Linked DNA regions of Mus musculus: all the other regions are linked to region 1. Evidence: chromatin contacts called from ENCODE Hi-C or POLR2A ChIA-PET data. All regions are on one chromosome and are shown on one strand. The core of a region is the stretch at or near the end of the contact, and the rest is flanking DNA. Distances in the headings are between cores, read along the strand shown. Region 1 holds the start of Akt1s1 (AKT1 substrate 1 (proline-rich)). Region 2 holds the start of Zfp473 (zinc finger protein 473). Region 3 holds the start of Ap2a1 (adaptor-related protein complex 2, alpha 1 subunit).

What was found. A loop is a pair of places that touch in the nucleus more often than their neighbours do. ChIA-PET counts read pairs that join two places held with the same protein, here RNA polymerase II (POLR2A).
Region 2: a map of T-helper 17 cell shows a loop between it and region 1 (2.2-fold over the local background). The contact joins the promoter of Zfp473 here to the promoter of Akt1s1 in region 1. A Hi-C loop is called at or near these places in 1 of 37 maps with a recorded cell type or tissue (T-helper 17 cell). POLR2A ChIA-PET finds 5 or more read pairs at or near these places in 4 of 5 experiments (Patski and embryonic stem cell).
Region 3: POLR2A ChIA-PET joins it to region 1 with 37 read pairs in Patski. The contact joins the promoter of Ap2a1 here to the promoter of Akt1s1 in region 1. POLR2A ChIA-PET finds 5 or more read pairs at or near these places in 4 of 5 experiments (Patski and embryonic stem cell).

Annotation. Positions count from the first base shown.
Region 1 is chr7:44,847,540-44,851,577 of GRCm38, forward strand. Akt1s1 (AKT1 substrate 1 (proline-rich)) reads left to right here and starts at 1,685. Exons shown (of 5, transcript NM_026270.4): 1 at 1,685-1,809. It overlaps Tbc1d17 (TBC1 domain family, member 17), which reads right to left and starts at 1,540. Exons shown (of 17, transcript NM_001042655.1): 1 at 1,310-1,540; 2 at 897-995; 3 at 731-802. The coding sequence starts at 1,330. It overlaps Mir707 (microRNA 707), which reads left to right and starts at 2,160; the gene lies at 2,160-2,232.
Region 2 is chr7:44,746,352-44,750,389 of GRCm38, forward strand. It overlaps Zfp473 (zinc finger protein 473), which reads right to left and starts at 1,998. Exons shown (of 5, transcript NM_001289836.1): 1 at 1,559-1,998. Vrk3 (vaccinia related kinase 3) reads left to right here and starts at 2,278. Exons shown (of 15, transcript NM_133945.1): 1 at 2,278-2,300.
Region 3 is chr7:44,927,260-44,931,297 of GRCm38, forward strand. Ap2a1 (adaptor-related protein complex 2, alpha 1 subunit) reads right to left here and starts at 2,231. Exons shown (of 24, transcript NM_007458.2): 1 at 2,021-2,231. The coding sequence starts at 2,087. It also overlaps a transcript of Tsks not described here.

The DNA of each region.
Region 1 (4,038 bases), core at 435-2,934:
AGGGGGCACTGATGATGGACAGACAGGGGATACTGTTGAGCAGGGCCAGACATAGGCTCAATGGGTAAGACAGATGGCCTAAGTTCAGTCCAGAGAACCCACAAGGAGAAATGAATGACCCCTCCGAGTAGAACACACACAAATAAGCAAATAAGTCATCTATGGCCAGAAAGATAGTGTAGTAGTTAGCAAGGCTTACTGTACAGTCCCAGAGACCAGAGTTCAGATCCCAGTCCCCACATACCATCCAAAGCTCCAGCATGTGTCTGCAGTGCTGTCTTCTGCATGCACTCACAGGTAGTGCACACACATGCTCACACATTCACACCCCCTCCACACCCCACACAATCTAAATCTTTGCGCTTAGTGAGAGGGTTCTGGACTTGCTGCCAAAACCGGCAACCTGGGTTCAACCCTGGAGCCCACTCGGTGGAAGGAGAGAACCTGCTACCACAGGTTATCCTCTGACCTCCACACACCCACACCGTGGCATGTGAATGCACACACACAATAAATAAATGTAATAAATAAACGTAAAGCAAACAGAGAGGAAAGAAAGCTGCCTCAGACCAAAACTAGGCCACACCCCTTGAGAAGTCTGAACCCAGCAGGGTCCCCTAAGGAGCCAAAAGGATATGGCATTAGGTCATTTCAGAAAGCAAACAGGCTCACAGGTTCCCGAGTACTCCCTGCCTTCCACTAGAGTGGGGAAGAGGAGCGAGTCGCCTACCTTCTTGAAGAGAATCTGGGTTGGGTCTCCAGCCTCCTCCACCGGAGCCCAGTGCAGAAAGACGTCGCTGTCCTGAGGGACATGGGGAGGACTTAGTAGAGTCACCCGAATGCCCCTCATCCCTCAATTCGAAGTTCCCACACATGTCACCTCCATCCCGGCCCACCTTTTCCACCACTCGTATGACGCCGGCGATGAGCGAGTCTGGATCCTGGTGTTTCCGGGCGCTGGTGTGCAGGTACACGCCTCCCTTTTCAAACACCACCTAGTGAAAGCCAAGGGTCTAAGGGAGGCGTTTTCCCCAGGGGCGGGGTCTAGAGCCCCTGACTGACAAGCGGAGATGGGGCGTGGCGAGTCTACAGTCCCGCCTCGCACCCCAGATGGGCGTGCGTTTTCCAGGGGGCGGGGCTAAGGGAGGCTCTCCCTAAGGACTGCGGAGAGTGACAACAGCATCGTAACTAGAAGCTGGTGCTTGCTAAGTTGACTCGGCCTAATCCCTGCACAGCAGAAGGTGGAAGCGGACCATCAGTGGGGGGCGTCTCCTGTAGATGAGCGAGGGAATGATTTCCAAAGTCTTACCCTGTAGCTGGATCCTTCCATTGCCGCCGCGGAGGTTCCACTGCCCCTATCTCCTCCTTTTCCGGGTCAACTTGGTGTCATATCCGGAAAAATAACGCTCCCTTCCAGGCTAGATAGTGGTAGCGTCCCCGAGGTTGTTAAGGCTGCAGTGGGTGAGACCATCTGTTTGAACAGGGTAGTAGAAACTCGAAGACATAGGTCACGAGGTGTAGAACGCAAAGTTGGCAAGGGTCAGCGGGACGGCGCAGGCGCACTGCGCCACTCTCGCCACGAAGTAAACAAGTAGGAGGACCCATGCTCGCAGCCCAACTCGTGATCGCTCGGGAACGCCTCCTTGGCCCTCTCCATATTTTATACTGGCATCGAAGCCAATACTGTGCCGTTTTTCTCGAGGACAAACCAGAGCGGCTTGGTGGAAGCCATGTTAATGCGGGGCACTACCATCTCTTTGCGGGGCACGACGGCGGGGTGCTGGAAAAGCGAAACGGAGAGAGGAAAAGGTGAGAGAAGCGGTATGGCACCAGAGGCGCTGAGGGGCTCGGGATAAAGGGTGAAGCCGTCAGTGCTCCTGGAAACGAAGCTGCCCCAAATTTCTGAGTCACCGTGGAAAGAGGACTGCACCACCATCTTGAAACTGGGCAAACCGAAGCAAGAAACGCTGCCATATTGAATCTTTGCCAGCTTTGTGTTAAAGGGAACGAGCGAGGGCCTAGAGGAGGGGGTCTAGTGTGGACGGAAGGAAGTGTCCATATGCTTTATAGGCATATGAAGCCATACTAACTGCCACGTCGGGACGGGAGCAGACGTTGAATACGAACGAGGGACGTCATGCCGCTTGCGTGTGAGCATGGGCATGCAGTCATGCCGCTTGCCTACGCTTGTGTGAGCATGGGCATGCGGTCATAGTTGTTGCGGGCAATTCGAAACAGTAGCAAAAGTCTTTTGCCGTATTTTCCATCCGTGGGCACCCTTGCTGTCGCTCTTGCCCACGGCTTGCCGACGGAGCTTCTAGTTGCTATTTTGATTTGAGGCATGCAGGATAAGGGAGGGGGAGTGTACACAATGGAGGAGGGGCAGCCACACGGAAATGACGCAAGAAGCCGCCATGCCTTTTGAGGGCGGCGACGGCGCCTGGCCGGCCATGCTGGCTACGGGCACGTGAGTGGAGGCGGCGTTGTGAGCTGGGGTTTGGGGAGGGTCTGGCCTTCCTGAGGTTGAGGGGCAGTGGGAGGGCGAGCCCCCGTGGGAAGGGTATGGACTGCATAGGTCAGGGGGGCAGTGATCGTCCTGCGACTCCTGGCCGACTGCTGAAAGAGCTCACGCTCAACCCCATGTGTCTGACTCGCGACGAAGTGTAGACGAGCTTCACTGCGGGGGTGCCGACGGGCTGGAACCCTCACGCTGGCGGTGAACCATGTCCATACGGCTGTGTGTGCTGGGGGTCGCGGGTGGGTGAGGGGGCGCCCCGGGCGGGACTTCCGGTCCCGATCCCCACCGGGGGCGGGATTTCCTGTTGTGTTCCTAGAGCAGGGGCCTCTCTGGGCTGCGGGCGTGGTGTAGCCCTGGTCGGCGGCCTCACTTCGGTGGTAGGATCCTTCTTGGACGTCCCGCACCGTGTCCCGTGCTGCGGCCGTTTTCTTTTCTATCTCTCTTCACAACTGTCCTGGGAGGCCTGCACCTTCCCGCTGGACAGCTCCCCCTTCCTGGTTTGCCCCAGAGTCTTGCCTCATAGGAGGCCATAGGCCTAGGAGGTTGGAGTAAGTTGCCCTCATTCCAGCCGCCTTCACAAGTCATTCACTCGGTGACACTGCTGCTGTGGCTGCCCCCGAGATCTCGTGCAAAGAGGCTGAGACTTGCCACTCTTTGCCCTCACGAAAGTGAGGACCGAAGCTGTGTCATCTTGGATCAGTCACTTTCTTGCCCTTAGCCATAATCCTAAACTTCCAGCCTCCTTTATTAGCTAGGAGAGGTGGAAGGTGTGTGTAGGAGTTGCTGGGCGCCTTTTAAAGCTGTAGGTAGGACTTTGAGGCCCAGCAGACAGTAGTGTCAAAGCACTGCAGCTTTCTCCCTCTCCATGGAAAGATGGGATGGGGGGATGCAGTCTAATGAGGTAGGCAGGGTGGAGCGCAGTATTGGCAGAGAAGGCTCTAGACACAGACTGCTCTTCTCAGTGGTCAGCTCTGCCAGTATAACAGTCAAGAGCCTGGATTCAGAGCTTCAGGCTGTAAAGTGGGGTGTCCATTGCTGATTCATGGAGGAAGTGAGGGGTTGCTTAGGAACGGTGATCATCTTCTGGTCCAACATATGAGTCGTTCCCACTTTGGTGAGTCAGGGGCAGCAGAACAGTGTGGAGTCTGTGCAGACTGGCTTTTTAAAGTGTGAGTGACAGGAGCTTGCAAACTGCATCCATATTTCTCTTCACTGTGGTCCTGGCGGGCTTAAGTTGCTCCAGTGATGGGGTGCTCACCACCTCTCAGTTCTCAGCTGCCTGGGAGCCAGTGAGTGGTCCAAGGTCACACTAAATCATGGTGGGACTCCAGATCCTTGTGCGTCAGTTCTGTCTGATGGGGAGACAGGCAGCAGAGTAGCTGTCACAAGCTCTCCAAGCACCACAGAGCCCTGCACGGCAGGGGCTGAGGAGATGTAGAAGCTGAAGCTGTGATTCTGGGCACAGAGCAGCTTGCATCTTCCTGTGCCCACCTTCAGTCCAGAGCTCATCTCTCTCCTGA
Region 2 (4,038 bases), core at 748-3,247, 100 kb before region 1:
ATACAAGTTTCCTTGGTTGTCTTTTAACAATGGACTTAAGGTTGTTTCTCATTTTACTATATATATACATATGTAAATATATATATATACATATATATATATATATATATATATATATATATATATACATATGTAGAAATATATGTACGTACACATTCAGTATCCTAGACAGAAAAAAAAAATCCCTTCTTGCTCCTTCTGCTCCATGAAAAGTTTTTGTCCTCCTTAAGCTCATCTTAAAGACTATTCATGCTGTTAACAAATTTATCTCTTTTATAAACTTACAAACTACAGGAAACCCACTCCAATCTACTTCTTATGGACTAAATAGTCTCCATCCAGGTAAGTACACCTGCCAAGCAATAGCCTACGTTCTCACTGGCTACCTATTCCAGAGGGTGAGATTGCTCTCCTGTTCCTGGGATTGGGACTCCTCTTACCCCAAAGACCTAATTTTTTTTCTCCCAAACGTACTTAACTTTATTCTCTACCTCCTGTGTGTGTGTGTGTGTGTTTCAGCATCTTGCCAAATCCAAGCGTTTACTCAAAATCTACACATAAGACAGCTCCAGAGAAACAACCCATAGATGCTCCAATTTTCTCTTACAGCCACAGATACTTCTACTGGACCTGCTCCTTCTGATCTATCCACAGTTGGTTCCACAGACCCTGAGCAGCAAGGACACAGCCAATTCTCCTAAGACTTCACCAACATCCCCACCCCCATCTTCTTAGGTTTCCCAGAGACACACTGCCCCAATAACAACAGAAAGTTAGCTAAAGATCATGATGACCCTATTTTTTGCTTCACCGTTGCCTCTTTCTAATTTTTCCTTTTTTAAAATTAAACCAAAACAAAGGAATGTTAGCATTTCTTCTACACTCCACTCCACAGTTACCTGGCAAAAGCCAGGTATGCCTGACTCACTATAAAAGGGGCTGCTTGCCCCTCAGTCCCCACACTCTCTTCCTTCTCTGTCCCTTCTTGCCCTATTCCCCTCTCTCTACACGTGTTCATGGCCGGCCTCTACTCCCTCTCCCTACCTTTCTCTGTCTCTACTACCTCTCAACTCCCCTCCCCATGCCCTAAATAAACTCTATTCTACACTATACCCACTGTGGTTGGTACCTCAAGGGGAAGGGATGCCTCAGCATGGGCCCGCAGAGGCACCCCCTTCCCCAGCACCATACCTCGCCCTACCAAACATATCCCTGGCTTCCCTGGCTTTTTAAATAGAACATAACAGTATATATTTGAGATGCTCAAATAATAGATACAAATAATCTTTCCTTTTAAATTTGTTTATGACTGCTTCAAAGTGCTATGTGTGTACACCTAAGTGCCTTTAGAAGCCCAAGAGGGGGTTTGATACCCCGAAACTGAAGCAATAGATGTCTCTGGGCCATTATTGTAGGTATTGGTCGCGAGAGGAAACCCCCGCTTAAGAGCCGGGCCTACGCCCGGCTGTGAGCACTCAAGGGTTCAGCATTCTGTCAGGGCCTCCCACCCCGGCCACAGAGGACTAAGGCCATGGGCGCCTGGGCTTAGTCTCCGTACCTCGGCATGGCTCCGTGTCTCCGTACCTCAGCATGGCTGGCAACCCAAAGAACATATGCTTTCCAGGATCCCAAGAAAACCCAACTCCTCATGAGGAGGGCTCCCTCAGAGTACAGGGGGAAATTCCTCCGAGGAAGTTCCGGTTCCAGAAACTTCTCCTCAAATTTATCCCACCCAGGTAACTCCGCGCCAAATTCCAGGACCCACCACCTGTGGTCTCCACCCACTGAGCCCTCTAGGAAGTAGAGAGGAAACAGATTCATGGCTAAGTGACACCAAGGTTGGATGGCCCACTACCCTGTTATAGGACTACTTTCACCTTCTACACCCCGAAAATTCCATTTGGAGGTGACAGCGGGTTGCCATAGATACAGTTTGAAGGCAAAACTGAGATTACAGAGAGAGCACAGAAGCAAGGAGAGTTTAAAAATGACAACAGGACCTTTGATTGGTGGCTGTCACGTATTTCATCAAGATTGACGTCAGACATGCGCAGTAGAAGGAAAAGCCCGCCCCAGAGAAGGCCGAATAACGGTGAGCAATTAGGGGGATGGACTAATCAGGCGTGTCGCTCAGGCTTCTGGGAAATGGAGTTTCCAGCAGGGCACAGCTTGTCCGGATGCCCTGTATTAGAGGAAATAGGCCGCGTCTGCTCGCTGCTGTCGCACGGCCGGTGGGGGATGCGCGCGCAGCCCCTCCTTCACCCTCCCTCCCCGGAAGTTTCTGCGGGGCAACTGTAAAGGTGAGTCCAAGTTTCTGCTCCGGATCGGAGTGAGAGTCCGGGCCGTGAGAAACCCCGGCGCCCACGGCTTTTTCACAAGTACAGTGATGAGGAGCCGCTCGCCCGGCAGCCTGTGACGTCACTGCCTGAGGAAGGCGGAGGCCGACCAAGGCTGGGGTTCGGGGGCGGGAGTGGGGGGAGCACCCACTTCCTCTGTTTTGCTGGGAAGGTGTTGGGCGGAGCCTGTGAGGAATGTCAGACACTCCGCCTCCGCCTCCACGGGTACCTCGTCACTGGTTTCTTTGGGATTGTGGGGCCCGGTCCAGTCTCTGCTACTTAGGGAAGTGTTAGTCCCACACCTGTGGAATTTAGCCTTTGGTACTCTGCTGTGCTGCGTTCCTGCAACAGGAGCATAGATGGTAGCAAGCTGATGGTCATACGTAGGATAAATGAACTAAACAAATGGGTGCATAATAAAAGCCGACTTGAGTATCAGTAGTCGGAACTGAATGTGCAGCCTTAGACAGGAGACCTCAACACTCAAGATCCGAGCACTTACTGTATGCAAGGATCTGTGCAACAGACACTTATTGTATTATATACCCGAACTGCCACCTCCCCTAGGAGTAGCTCTAAACTCAGCAATGTTCTAGCACTTGGGAGGCTGAGTCAGGAGGATTTTTGAGAATAGTGAATTCCAGGACAGCCCAGGATGGACTACATAGTAATGGGCACCTCAGTTTAATTAAAGCTGGATGTACGCTTGGGTAAGTTTCAAATGCTGGGGGATCAAAAGTTCAAGGTCGGCCTAAGCTACATGAAACACTGTCTTTAAAAAAAGAATCCAGCCCTGCCTAAGGACTGGAGAGTTGGTTCAATATTTGAGTGCTTACTGTCTTCCGGAGGACTCAAGTTGGTTCCCAGTTCATGACTGCCTGTAACCCTAGTTCTAGGGAATTAGGGATTGGCCTTCACACGGGTTCATATGCACATAACTGTAGTGAAAATTCTGGAATTTTCATTTCTTTAAAAAAAACACAGAAATATAAGAATATGTTTTTGTTTCAATCCCAGGAGTGGGGCTATGGGGCTGCTTCTCCGCAGCTGACTAAGCTTTGCCTCCTGCTCCAGCAGCTCATGATTTTGCCAGCTGCACATAGTTTCTACAACTGTGTGACGTTTGGAATTCTGGGAACTTCTCAGAGAGTCTGTAAATACTAGGGCCTCAACTGGGTACCGTGAGAGTTGTTTGGTGGGGGTGGGGGATGGGGGGGGTATTGCAGTTTGTTAGTAGTTGTGCTCAAAGAAGAAATTAGATTCAGAGTTCTTGATCTCTCTCCCTCTGTCCTTCTTTCTCTCCTACCTAGGGATAGGGGGTGAAATGGGAAGGGGAGAATAAAGGCAGGAAAAAGAACTCACAAAGTAGCAAAGACCTTTTACACATACCCACATGCAAACACACACATACTCAAAATTAAAGATCATAAAGATGGATGTTTTTAAATTCTGCACAACTAGTTTACATTCTAACGTTGGTTGAGGTGCCAGACAGAAATTGCAGTCAATTGTATAATATTTTTTCCTATGGTATCTTATCTACATGTTTGCATCTAGAATGTCTTAGAAAATGAGAGAGGCTTTCTCTGCTTGCAATTTACATTGCAATTCAGCCCACGCTTACCTGCCCGAGCTCATTTGCTGACGGCTCACCCACAGGGCTGTGGCTGTTTACCATCATCAGAGATGGCGTGGCACTCGT
Region 3 (4,038 bases), core at 981-3,480, 80 kb after region 1:
AGACCAGCCTGTGTTCCCTTCTGCTACTCTATCTCTCTTAAGGAACAGATGCCCAAACAACATGAAGTTTTGGGGTTTTTTTGTTTTGTTTTGGTTTTGTCTTTGTGGTGCTAGGGATGGAACCCAGGACCTTGTTCATCCTAGGTAGATGCTCTATCATCAAGCTATGCCCTCAGCCCTTCACTGAGATGCTGGGCACATATGCTCTACTGCTGGACACCAGCCCCAGCTCCAAGGCTAGCAATTCTACAGAGCTGTAAGCCCAGTGTCTCAAATAGGGACTTTTATACAGGAGGAATCAAATAGTATTCATCATATAAACAAGTCATCTTATCTCCGCGGGTGACATCCTATTAGAAATGGAGGTAGCCAAAGGGACTAAGTGGGGTGCAGAGGGTCACCCATCAGTAGTTAACAGATAAACCACACCCATTTTTAACAGATACCCATGCCAAAGTCTACAACCCTTCCTAGCTCCGCCTCTTTTCACCGGGTCTGAAGCATCTCCCAGGTAAGGGAGCACACAGCTTCCCACTGTCCTTTTGCTGACACCTACTGAACTCAACATCCCCCCCCCCCCGCCCCCGAGCAGCTTGGAGGAGTCCTTCTTTAGATGTTAGCCAATGCCAACAGCAGCTACAAGGACCTGGCCTAGGACCTCACCCCACATCAGCCCAGCCACCCCTCATTAAGAAGCCATCAGCAGCCTCTCCTGACAGGAATAAACTGAGAGGTGAGGTCCCTCGTTCAAGGTCACCCAGTGACAGAGTTCTGTAACACAAAGCCAGCTCTGGCTGACCACATCTACTCATGGACCCTCTGAAGGGTCCTGACAGCTCCACACAGAGCATCTACTCCCTGGAGTTGAGAGCTGACCAGCAGCCAGGCCAGGCCATTGTTACAACCCTTCCTAGAAGGGACTATGGTCCTCATATTGCTGTAATAAGCCAAAAAAGGCTTGGATCCAGGCCTGCCTTGTTCCCTTCCTCAGGGTACAAACTTCCCCTCCCCCAGCTTGATAGAGCTCTTCTCACAGAGCATTAAGATACCTTGCTTCCATCATAAACACTCACTCTGTGATACCTTCCCAGAGCCTGCTGGTATCTTAGGTTCCCCAAGACTTTATACTATAGTCCCTTATTTTTTACATGTAGCCTCTTCAATGCTGTCCTTGTTTGGGGGTGGGGGATTAGGGGGACGTTAGCTGTTTCAGACAGGGTCTCTCTGTGTAACCCTGGCTGTCATGGACTCACAGAGATCATCAGCCTACCTGTGTCTCAGAGGTAGTAGGATTAAAGGCCTGCACAAGTACACCTGGTGCCTTCCATGTCTTTTACACAATCTTCCATGTAGAGTCTTTTCATACATCATCCTCTGGTCCTCTGTCCCTTACCTCTTCATCTCTGGTCCTTCTGCTGTCCCCCCAACCTTATCATCTCTAGTTTCTCTGCTATGTCCTCACCTTATCATCTGGGGGCCCTATGGTGTTGTTCCTACCCTATCATCTCTGCTTCCTCTGCAGTTTCCCCACTTCCATCACTGATCCCTCTGCTGTCCCCCACCTTATCTTCTCTATCCTTCTGCTGTCACCCCATTTCTATTTCTGATTCCTCTGGTATCTCCCCACTTCATCATCTCTGGTTACCCTGATCCCCCCCCCCCCCCACACACACACACACACTTTATCATCTCGAGTCCCTCTGCTGTCTTCCCACTTTATTATATCTGGTCTTTCTGCTGTCCCCAATTATATCATCTCTGGTTCCTGGGCAGTTCCCCAACTTCTGGCCCCTGGCCCTAGGTGGTTGCCCGCCTCCCATCTCTTCTGCGTCCCTGATTTCCTCCATCTAGGCTCGAGATGGCACTGAATGACCTACCTAACCCGTTGCCCTATTCCCTCCACCTCCTCCCGCCACGTCCGCCCGCGCCATCCTGGTCCTTCCCGGGAGGACACCCCCGCGCTTCCCTGCTCCCTCCGCCCGGTCGCCGCGTGACCCCCGGGCCCCGGTCATGAGCTCACAGTTCCGGATGTCGGAGATGAACACGGCGAGCCCACGCATGCCATCGCCTTTGGATACAGCCGGCATGATGGCGGAGGGCTCGGCTCCAAGCCTGGCCGAACGGGCGCGGGGCTGGCTGGCGGCACCGGGCGGAAAGGACCCCAGACGGCGCCGAGGAGCCGGCCGGGGGAGGGCGGGCTAGCGGCGGGCTGGCTGCAGGCCGACGCCCCGCCTCAGACCCGCCCCTACGGATTGTCATCCGGGAACGTACGCCACTTGTTAGCTGAGAGCCCTGCCGCTCACAATAGAACGCCCGCCCTCCTCTCTCTCTGATTGGCTAAATAGTAAAGACACCAGGTGATGATTGGTGCAGTACCGGGCTATTTCCGTTCGGAGCAGGGAGGCAGGGGGCGTTGCCCTAGAGACGGGGGAGTTCGATGACACACTCTGGGACCGCCCCCTGAACGGCCGAGACCAACGCTAATTGGATGGACTACCAGCTCCGCGCCAGTAGGGCGGGATGTAAGAGGCCGAAGGAGGCGGAACTTCGGGAAAAGAAGACCAATGGGTGAGGAGATTGCTCTTCGCAAGGCTCTGCCGATTCGCCGGAAGCGTCATACTTCCGCCCTCGAAGGGGCGGTTGTGGGGGGCGGGCAAAAGGGCGACGATCCGTAGAGAAGGAAGGAGAAAGAAGCCCTGTCAGTTAGCTGAACTGCGATAGGTGGAGCGATGCCTGCAATTCCCTGCTGCAGAGAGGGGCTGGGCGAGGCGGTAGACCGTGAGGTGTCCACTACGCAGGCGCCTCCCTCTTCCCAGTCGGTCTCCACTCCCGAGCCCCGGCCTCGGGAGCATTCCCTTCCCTAAAAACAACGCCTGGAAATTTGACTTGTCTGCAAACCTCTTATCCATGAGAGGAGGGACTGCCGGTTAAGGATTGTTACCATAGACACTGAGGTCCAAAGAGATTGAGTGGCTTCCCCAAGACTACAGCTCAAAAATGGAAAACTGGGATTACTATTTTGGTTTTTAAACATTTTTCAATATAGGTTACTCTTTTTTCCTCCCTAAACCCCAGTACCGAAGACAATCTGCCTATAATGGTCATAAGATCAAAATTGCTTCCTCCATCAGTTCTGGAGAACCACTCAAGGAAAAGCCAGTTAAAGCCACAGCTGAGGACTGGGTCAGTTTGTTTTGCTTCCGACTCCCTAGGTTCTATGGTTCACTAGTTGCAGGGAAGTCAAAGCCCCCAGAACACCAATGCCCGGGGTTATTGAGAAATTTGGGGCAAAGGGACTTGGGAGAGTCCATGTCTATTATCCCCATGAACAAAACGGCACCCCTGACAGGCTTTTCTAATTTGACACCCCCAGAATGGGTCTAGAAGGTAGTTATGTCCTGGGACCTAGGAAGAGGCAGCACTGAGTCCTTGTGAATAGAAGGTAGTGTTCTGTGAGTTTGAGGCCAGCCTGATCTATGTAAACAGCTCCAGGATAGCCAGGACTACATGGAGAGTCCCTGTCTCAAAAACAGAAAAGGTTAAGGATGTAACGTTTAATCCCCCAGTGAGAGAATGGGTGTATGTGTGGCTCAGAGGTAGAGCCTCTGCCTAGAACTCCCCAGTGAGGGGCTGGGGTGTGGCTCAGATATAAACCTCCTGCCTTGAATCCCCCAGTGAGGGACTGAGTCCTGTTTCAGTGGACGAGTACTTGACTATTACATCCAAATGCTGAGTTCAATCCTCAGCACTGGAAAAAAAAAAAAGTCACAAAATCAGATGTCTATTTCCTAAAGAGTTTCTAAGTATTAGAGACTTCATAAAATACTTAAGGATACAGCTTGCAAGAGATGTTTGGACTAATCGTCCTAGGAGGGATGTGAAGAGGAGACATAAAATGTAGCAAGAATATATACAAAGTCTGTCTCCAATTAGCCTATCTTCCTATTCGCTGCTTCTCTGCTCCTGTAGCCTGGTAAGGACAAGAGGAGTTATTGAGCTCTGGGTGAAAAGAAAAGCCTTTAATTCCAGGCCCCTCAC